Regions from separate parts of the Homo sapiens genome. Here regions 2 and 3 are each linked to region 1. A link is an interaction called in ENCODE POLR2A ChIA-PET data of the cell type or tissue named here. Cell type or tissue: GM12878. All regions are shown on one strand. Region 1 overlaps OXCT1 (3-oxoacid CoA-transferase 1). Region 2 overlaps OXCT1 (3-oxoacid CoA-transferase 1). Region 3 overlaps OXCT1 (3-oxoacid CoA-transferase 1).

Region 1 (2,500 bases):
AGTTCTCATTCCCTCCCCCTTCTCCCCAACCAACCCACATCCTCTTTGAGGAATCAGAAAATAAACTTTCTGAGAACAAGTATTTCCTGATGACAAAATAAATAGTAATAATTCCATATTCCATGTGAACGAGTTGTTGAGGAGATTAATATATTTTAGTACATGCAGACACATAAATGATGTTTTTCCATTTGTATTTTAGTTTCCTATTTTGTAATGACTATTGGAGACCTCCTAAAAGTATAAACCTTTAAAAAATTATGTGATAGTAATTGTGACCATTTAAACCTCACCATTAGAACATAGGTTGAACCAACCATATGAAATTCCTGTATTTGCAGGTCATACATGCTCCTATGTGAGCAATTTCATATGATTCTAATGCATTTCTCTCAGCGATTCAGTGGAAGGAAGAAAATAACTTATCCCTGGATTTTTAAATATGTAATTTATTCTGTTTCTGGGTAGTATACAGGCCCAGAAGCTCCAGTGCTTAGCTATATTCAATAAACTCAAATAACTTAGAGTACCTTTTTATTTATCCTGAAACACTTGGTCATGCTCTTTCCATCAATGCCTTCTGTAAGAGGCCTGATAAAACAAGCTGAATTCACTTAGCCATATTGTCTGATGTTTGTTTTCATCTCTGTAGTATTATGAATAGACTCTATGAAAACTGCAACTGCAGCTTCAGAACAGAGCTAGGAGTACGTTTTTCTCTTGCTGTCCATTTTCAAAATCTAACAAATAGATCAGAGTGTTAGTCTATGTGACCTTATACAAAGAGCTTAACCAATCCAAAGTGCCTTAATAACAACAAAAAAAACTTTGTCACACATTGATTGTACCTTGAGAAGAGAAAATACATTGGTTTCATAGTTCTAACTGTTCACTTAATAAATACTTATTAATTTCTTATACAGAGATGGAGTTAATTACCTTGTATAATTAATGACAATTTTGTATGCATTGGAATTTTTTCTTGGAGCAATGAGGTTTCATAAGTGAACTATGGAGACCCTCTTGAATGGTATTTACATTTTACAAAATGAGAGAAATTGGTGTAATTAATAGCTAGGAACAGAACTCATTTTTCTTATTTGAAGTTAATTGATTTCTTTAAGAATCAAACCTATTACATTTGTGACATTTTCTAACCTGCATAAAGTGGTTTGTCTGGACTATCTTACAATAGATGAATGAAGACTCTGATCATGGTAATAAAGTGAGTTTCACTTACATTTTTGTTTGTTCAGGTTCATTTGCAATAGACAATGTGTTAGAGAAACTTGATGTGGTTTTGGTATAGTTTCTGGTATGAACTAGTATAGATAGTTTCTGTAAAGTAATTTTTTATTTTCAAATATTCTGCCTGGAGTCAGAAAATAGCACATTTATCAAATCTAATGTATACAATTATCATAAAATCATTTTGAATTGATACACATCAGTGGTTCTGTTAGTTATATTTATTATAGTGGAATTTATAAAAATGGATTTTACCCTTTGTGAATATTTGAAAGAAAACAGAAGTGGTAGTTTTAGGATTTTAGAATTTGCATTTTTTATTTAATTTGGCCTCAGAAACATTGAGAGGGCATTCAAGACCTATAAGCTATTAAAAGCAGGAGTTTTGTATGCTTAGTGAAAAGCACAGAACACCTAACAGGTATTAAGTAGATGCTTAATTAATGATTAATAGTTGGGGTATCCAGTTTCTTAGGACTTTTCCTTGGGTGTCTTATAAATGATTTTTCTCCCCACTTGAAAAAGCAAATTCAGTGTAGTTCAGATATGTATTAAATAACATTTATTTAACATTCAGCCCTGAAGAAGATATTTAAAAAATGTCCTTAGTAGGGTCAATTTTGAAGGACACCATATTTTCTTCTCTATAGCTTTGCAACTTCCTGAGGTGAAGTTTTAATTTTACATTTTATTTTAGCCACCTCTTTTTTTCTTCTTGCTATCATTTTCTCTGTAGGTAATGTCCCTAGCTTTGATTACTCTCATTAGTACACCTTAATATCTTTTTGATTCTGTATTTTTTAGAAACAAACTTGAAGATGGAATTCAGTTTACTTAAATACATAGTGAAAACAAGCTATCATGTATTAGCAACTGCACTGGGTTGAAGGTGAACAGGGAAGGCAAAGGGCTCATAGTCTAATGAGCAAGGGCTGGGCGTGGTGGCTCACGCCTGTAATCCCAACACTTTGGGAGGCCAAGGCAGGCGGATCACCTGAGGTCAGGAGTTCGAGACCAGCCTGACCAACATGGTGAAACCCCGTCTCTATTAAAAATAAAAAAATTAGTGGGGCATGGTGGGCGCGTGCCTGTAACCCCAGCTACTTGGGAGGCTCAGGCACAAGAATCACTTGAATCCAGGAGGCGGAGATCCTGCCACTGTACCCCAACCTGGGCAACACAGCAAGACTCTGTCTCAAAAATAATAATAGTAATAATAATAAGCAAGATGATATCCTACATCTGTGATAGG
Region 2 (2,500 bases), 58 kb before region 1:
ATAGAGTGCTTTGAAAATGTAATGTCCTAACATAAGCATACTGAATGAACTGACTGATCATACTTGTTTCAAGAGTATTGAAGTATTTAAAGACAATTCATTCGTTTCCTTGAATTTTCATGAAATGCTAGATTGGTTTGAAAATTTTGGATGCTAATGAAGATGTACTCAATGAAGACATATTGTAGTTGAGTAGTTTGGCAAAATAACCTAATAGAATTACTGTTACGTTAATATTTGCTATTTCTACCAAGGAAGTAATAAATATAAAAATATGGACTTGGTGAATGCCTAGTATTAACTTACTGCATTATTTTACATACACTTGTATATTAACAAATATAATTCTTAGCTTAATGACCATTTACACCCAGAAGAATAGCAGAATAGAAATAGTTTATTGGTGATAAAAATATATTAAACAAAGTGTTAATCTTGACATTTTATTTCTTGTTGCTTGGTAACAATGCTGCAGTAATGCGAGAGAGTTCCATTATCTCAGGTACAATGGACTTCATTGCATTGTGAGGTAAAAATACCAATTACAGCAAGTCATTTGTATGCCATTATCCTCACAAAATTTTGGAGCTATTTTTTATAGTTTATATAGAGATCCTAAAAGAAAGTCATTTTAATAATATATCCCCCTTTCTTGATGGATTGGTGAATTTTATCCTAGCTATTTTTGGCTTTTTGTCTTTATAATTTTTCAGGCCTCAAATTTGTGTTTTTATTAACCTGTATTATGTAAATCCAGGCTTTTAAATGTTATAAATATGCACATTATAAGTGATACTTCATAGTCCTTATTGAACATCTTTTATCCTTGACCACTTAAAGAAGAGAGAAATATCTGGGTGGAATTTTTTTGCCTCGTGAAAAATAGGGCATATTCCTCATCCTTCTCTAATATAGAACTTCCTAATTCAGGACATCAGGAGAGCCTGTTGAACTAGTGTGGCTTGTATTAAAGAGAGGCTGATTCATGTTGTATAGAACATTTTTTTTTCTCTGTAATATTGGTTCACAGTTATTACTTACAAGGATTGACAAAATACAGCCCACGGCCTGTTTTTATACAGTCTGAGAGCTAAGAATATTTTTAAATTTTGAAAAGACCATTTTTTAAAAAAGTATGTAACAGTGTGTACCCTGCAAAGCCTAAAATATTATTTAATCCTTCACAGAAAAAAGTGTGCAGACCCTTCATTTACAGCATAACTTCTATTTCTGTAGTCTGAATATATTAAATTACTCAGTATTTCTTAAAGGATCAACATAGAACTGAAATAACTGATTTGAAGACAATGAATAGAAAATTAATTAGAATAATGTGAATTTGTATAGATGTCGAGAAATGACTGCAATTTTGTGGGACTGGTTTTGGGGCTTCTATGAAGGGAAGATCTTGTGCAAAAAATTTGTGTATCCAGCTGTAGTTGCTGCCATCTTTTAAAAGCATGATGCCTCTGTCAATAGATCTGACATTAATATGATATAATTACATATTGATGGACTCATTTTATTAGAAGCACTTGCCTTTTTCTTGGTTATTTGACTTATACTTGACGGCCAGTTTCTCATGTATAGAAATGTGTAGCCTGGCCATGTGCAGTGGCTCATGCCTGTAATCCCAGCAATTTGGGAGGCCTAGGAGGGTGGATCACCTGAGGTCAGGAGTTCGAGACCAGTTGGCCAGCCTGGCCAACATGGTGAAACCCCATCTCTACTAAAAATGCAAAAAAAAAAAAATTAGCCAGGCATGGTGGCAAGCGCCTGTAATCCCAGCTACTCGGGAGGCTGAGGCAGGAGAATTGCTTGAACCTGGGAGGCGGAGGTTGCAGTGAGAGGAGATTTTGCCAGTGCACTCCAGCCTAGGCAACAAGAGCAAAACTCCATCTCAAAAACAAAACAAAACAAAAAAAAATTGCACAGCCAGATGAATGTCAGTAACCAGGATGATGGGTGGAATCTTCTCCAGCCTGACTAGTGTCCAGCATGTGGCTGTAGCTCCTGCTGGCTGGCAGAGTTTCCAAGAGCTACAGAAATAGTCCAGGGTTGAAGTCATGCTGTGTTCTTGGGGTTTGGGAGGGCCCTATGTCTCTGATTTTTCATCTGTATCATCAGCACCTTAGGAGGCGGAAGAACAGTGTTGGAGAGACTTTGAGGATGGTGAGGCTGATTACTCTTTTTTTCCCCCACCAGTTTTCTAAACTGCCTTGTAGCTCTCTCTTTTCTTTTTGGTCAGAAACACTTTTGTAAGACTTATTTATTTCTTATTTGTTGGTAAGGTAAAGCCTCAAATCAGGAAGTTTACCCAGGGTAGCAATGTGCTTTCTTGTCTTGCACCGATCCTCTTAAGCAGCAGAAAAGGATTGAAACAGCCAAGGTTAGTGATGAATGGCAAGTCAATTATTTTAGCTAGATTCATTTAACTCCCCTTTCTTATAAACAGTGTTCAGAACTTCACACTTGAGCACCATTTCCGCAGTATCTTGTG
Region 3 (2,500 bases), 54 kb before region 1:
AATGACCCATTTTATCTCTTTTTATACTTTGGCTCAAAAGATTCACATATTTTGGTTTGGGATGAAGATTAAAGTTATTTCCTGCTTAAAACTTGCTTGTGCTGAATAACCACTGTGACTTTTTTATTCTTTAAGAAAGAAAAGTTTACTTAGCTCATGATTTTAGTGGGTACAAAGTCCAAGACTGGGTAGCTGTGTCTGGTGAGGGCCTCATGCTGCTTCCACTCATGGCCTAAATTGGAGGAGGAGTGGGTGTGCACAAAGAGATCATGTGATGAGAGAGGAGGCAAGAGCCATATGACTTCTTTTGAATGAAAGTCACATCTGTTGTTCTTTTGGGGACATAAATAAAGAGGGCCTCAGATACTGATGCTTTCTGTTCACCTGTGGGCATACAACTCCCTGAACACAGAGGGACTTAAGGTCCAAAATGTAAGTTATGTGGAAGGAAGTGTTTTCTTTTCTTCCTTATGATAGCTTTGCCTTATTGAATTTTTATAGAATTATGAAAATATCTTTTTGTTTTTGGATGGAATATTTTAAAACAGTTAACAGTTCCTAAGACTAGGAACCAAGAGTTACTTAACTGTTAGAATGTAATGGTCTTCTACTCTGTGGTTTATTCCATGAAGAAATCAAGTCCACTCATGTCTAAGACTAGAGTTTACCTTCTCTGGTTCAGCTTTTTCAAGTTTAATGATAATACACAGTGTTTCTGCCACTGAGTAACAAAGTCCACATTCAGATTCTTCAACCACTCATGTCCAAAAGTATAGGTCACCTTCTCTCTTATTCAGCCTTTGAAGTTTAATGATAATATACAGTGTTTCTGCCACTGAGAACATATTTGGGTTCTTCGAAGAGAATTCTAAATACAAATCCTACCTGAGGAAAGTTAAACTGGAATGTGAAGAACCCTGCTACCTTTTCTGTGCCTTCTGTGAAAAGGATCTGGGTGATTCATTTAAAGAATCTATTTTAGTTTCCTTAATAGTTGCAGAAAAGGATACAAGTTTTGCCATGTATTGTGAAAAAGTTCTGTTCAGTTTTGAATTTCACTTTAAATTTTGGAAAAGCTTTGCCGACACAGACAAAACTCAGAAGAAAATTTCATCGTTATTACCAAACTCAGGCGAATACAGGTTAACTATAAAAAGCTATGAGATTAAGAATGAGTTTGAAAGTTTTGGTGTAATTTAACTTTCTCTGAGGAATTTACAAAACTCATTCATCTTGAATTGTCTTCTTAGAATTGGAATTAGACCTTTAGAAATAAAAGTAGTATTAAGTAGAATCTGAAAGACATTTTTATAACTCAGCTTCTGCTATAAAAAGTATTTTAGCTGCTGTTTTATTTATAGTTTTTTGTTCAGTGCTCTTGGCATCTGAATATGTTTGCACTCAAAATGTTTTCACTTATTTTTCCTCTTTGGTTTATGTTTTTAATGTACAAGGTAATATTTTATATGTAAATTGAGGACTAGGTTTTATAAGGAGATAGGAAAATGGAATGGAAAACTTTCTTAATGAAATTCATTCCCAGGAAATAGGGGCAGTGAAATGGTCCAAGTAGACTCTATACAGCTAAGATGTGCTTTACACAGAGTGTGGTAGATGCTATACTTGAAATATTTTCAATAATGGTAATATAAGTTGAAGGAGATATATAGCCTAATAATTATGAAAACAACAATAGCAACAACTTCTGTTTATACCATGCACTTACATGTAAAGCACTTTATAGTAACCCAGTGAGGTAGGTTTTATTGTGTATATTTTATAGAAGAACAAATGAGGATAAGGAAAGACTTTAAGATAACAAAATTGGTAGGGGGAAGAGTTAAGATCTAAACATTTCTTTGTGCCTCTAAAGCTTATGTTCTGAAGCAAAAACAAATGACGGTTGGTATATTTTGAGGTGCATTTTACATTATGCTTTGCAATGTTAACATTTTTATCTAATTTACAGTCTCCTTACTTGCAGGCTCATAGACCTTTAGCTGACTGAATTTTTCAGTTAACTTAGTGTAGCCCCAGGATAATGTTAATACTTTCATAAATGCAAAATTAAGAATTGTTCAGTAATGTTAACCTTTTAGAAAATATGAAATAGGATAATCTCCTAAAAGCTGTAAAATGAGAACCTTCACATTTAGGAAGACAGAATGTTTTTTTCCCCCCAATTGAAAATGAGGTAGATAGTATTATATAGTTGTTTGAATTCAAGATAGAAACTTTAGGATTCTATATAGTAACTACTGGTAATGATTATTTAAAAAATAGCCACTTCCAATTTCAGGCCTAACGTGCCAGGAGGTTGGAAGTTGCCACACCCATTCTCACAATAAGAAAAAAGATGAATAAACTGAAAAATCAACAATTATTCTTAGATCCGTCAGAGGATTAAAGTCACAGGGCAAACCACTGCCACCCAAATTGGAGAGAGACAGGCTAATACGGAGAATCACAACTGACTGGAGCAGAAGCCTAGTAGCAGAAA

The links. ChIA-PET counts read pairs that join two places held together with the same protein. Peaks named below come from ENCODE experiments on the same cell type or tissue, not always from the same donor. Only the 100,000 strongest peaks of a DNase experiment are listed, where the experiment ranks them.
Region 2: POLR2A ChIA-PET joins it to region 1 with 5 read pairs; 4 of 35 experiments call an interaction of 5 or more read pairs at or near these places.
Region 3: POLR2A ChIA-PET joins it to region 1 with 6 read pairs; 4 of 35 experiments call an interaction of 5 or more read pairs at or near these places.

The regions. Positions count from the first base shown.
Region 1 is chr5:41,769,738-41,772,237 of GRCh38, reverse strand. All of the region lies in intron 13 of OXCT1 (3-oxoacid CoA-transferase 1), which reads left to right. Among named protein-coding and RNA genes, the nearest start is that of OXCT1-AS1, 99 kb to the left of the region's middle. In GM12878, no CTCF peak of the experiment used is centred here; a DNase peak (open chromatin) is centred at 1,248; H3K27ac peaks cover 1,786 bases.
Region 2 is chr5:41,827,527-41,830,026 of GRCh38, reverse strand. The region is part of intron 7 of OXCT1 (3-oxoacid CoA-transferase 1); the gene reads left to right. Among named protein-coding and RNA genes, the nearest start is that of OXCT1-AS1, 41 kb to the left of the region's middle. In GM12878, no CTCF peak of the experiment used is centred here; no DNase peak of the experiment used is centred here.
Region 3 is chr5:41,823,494-41,825,993 of GRCh38, reverse strand. The region is part of intron 7 of OXCT1 (3-oxoacid CoA-transferase 1); the gene reads left to right. Among named protein-coding and RNA genes, the nearest start is that of OXCT1-AS1, 45 kb to the left of the region's middle. In GM12878, no CTCF peak of the experiment used is centred here; no DNase peak of the experiment used is centred here.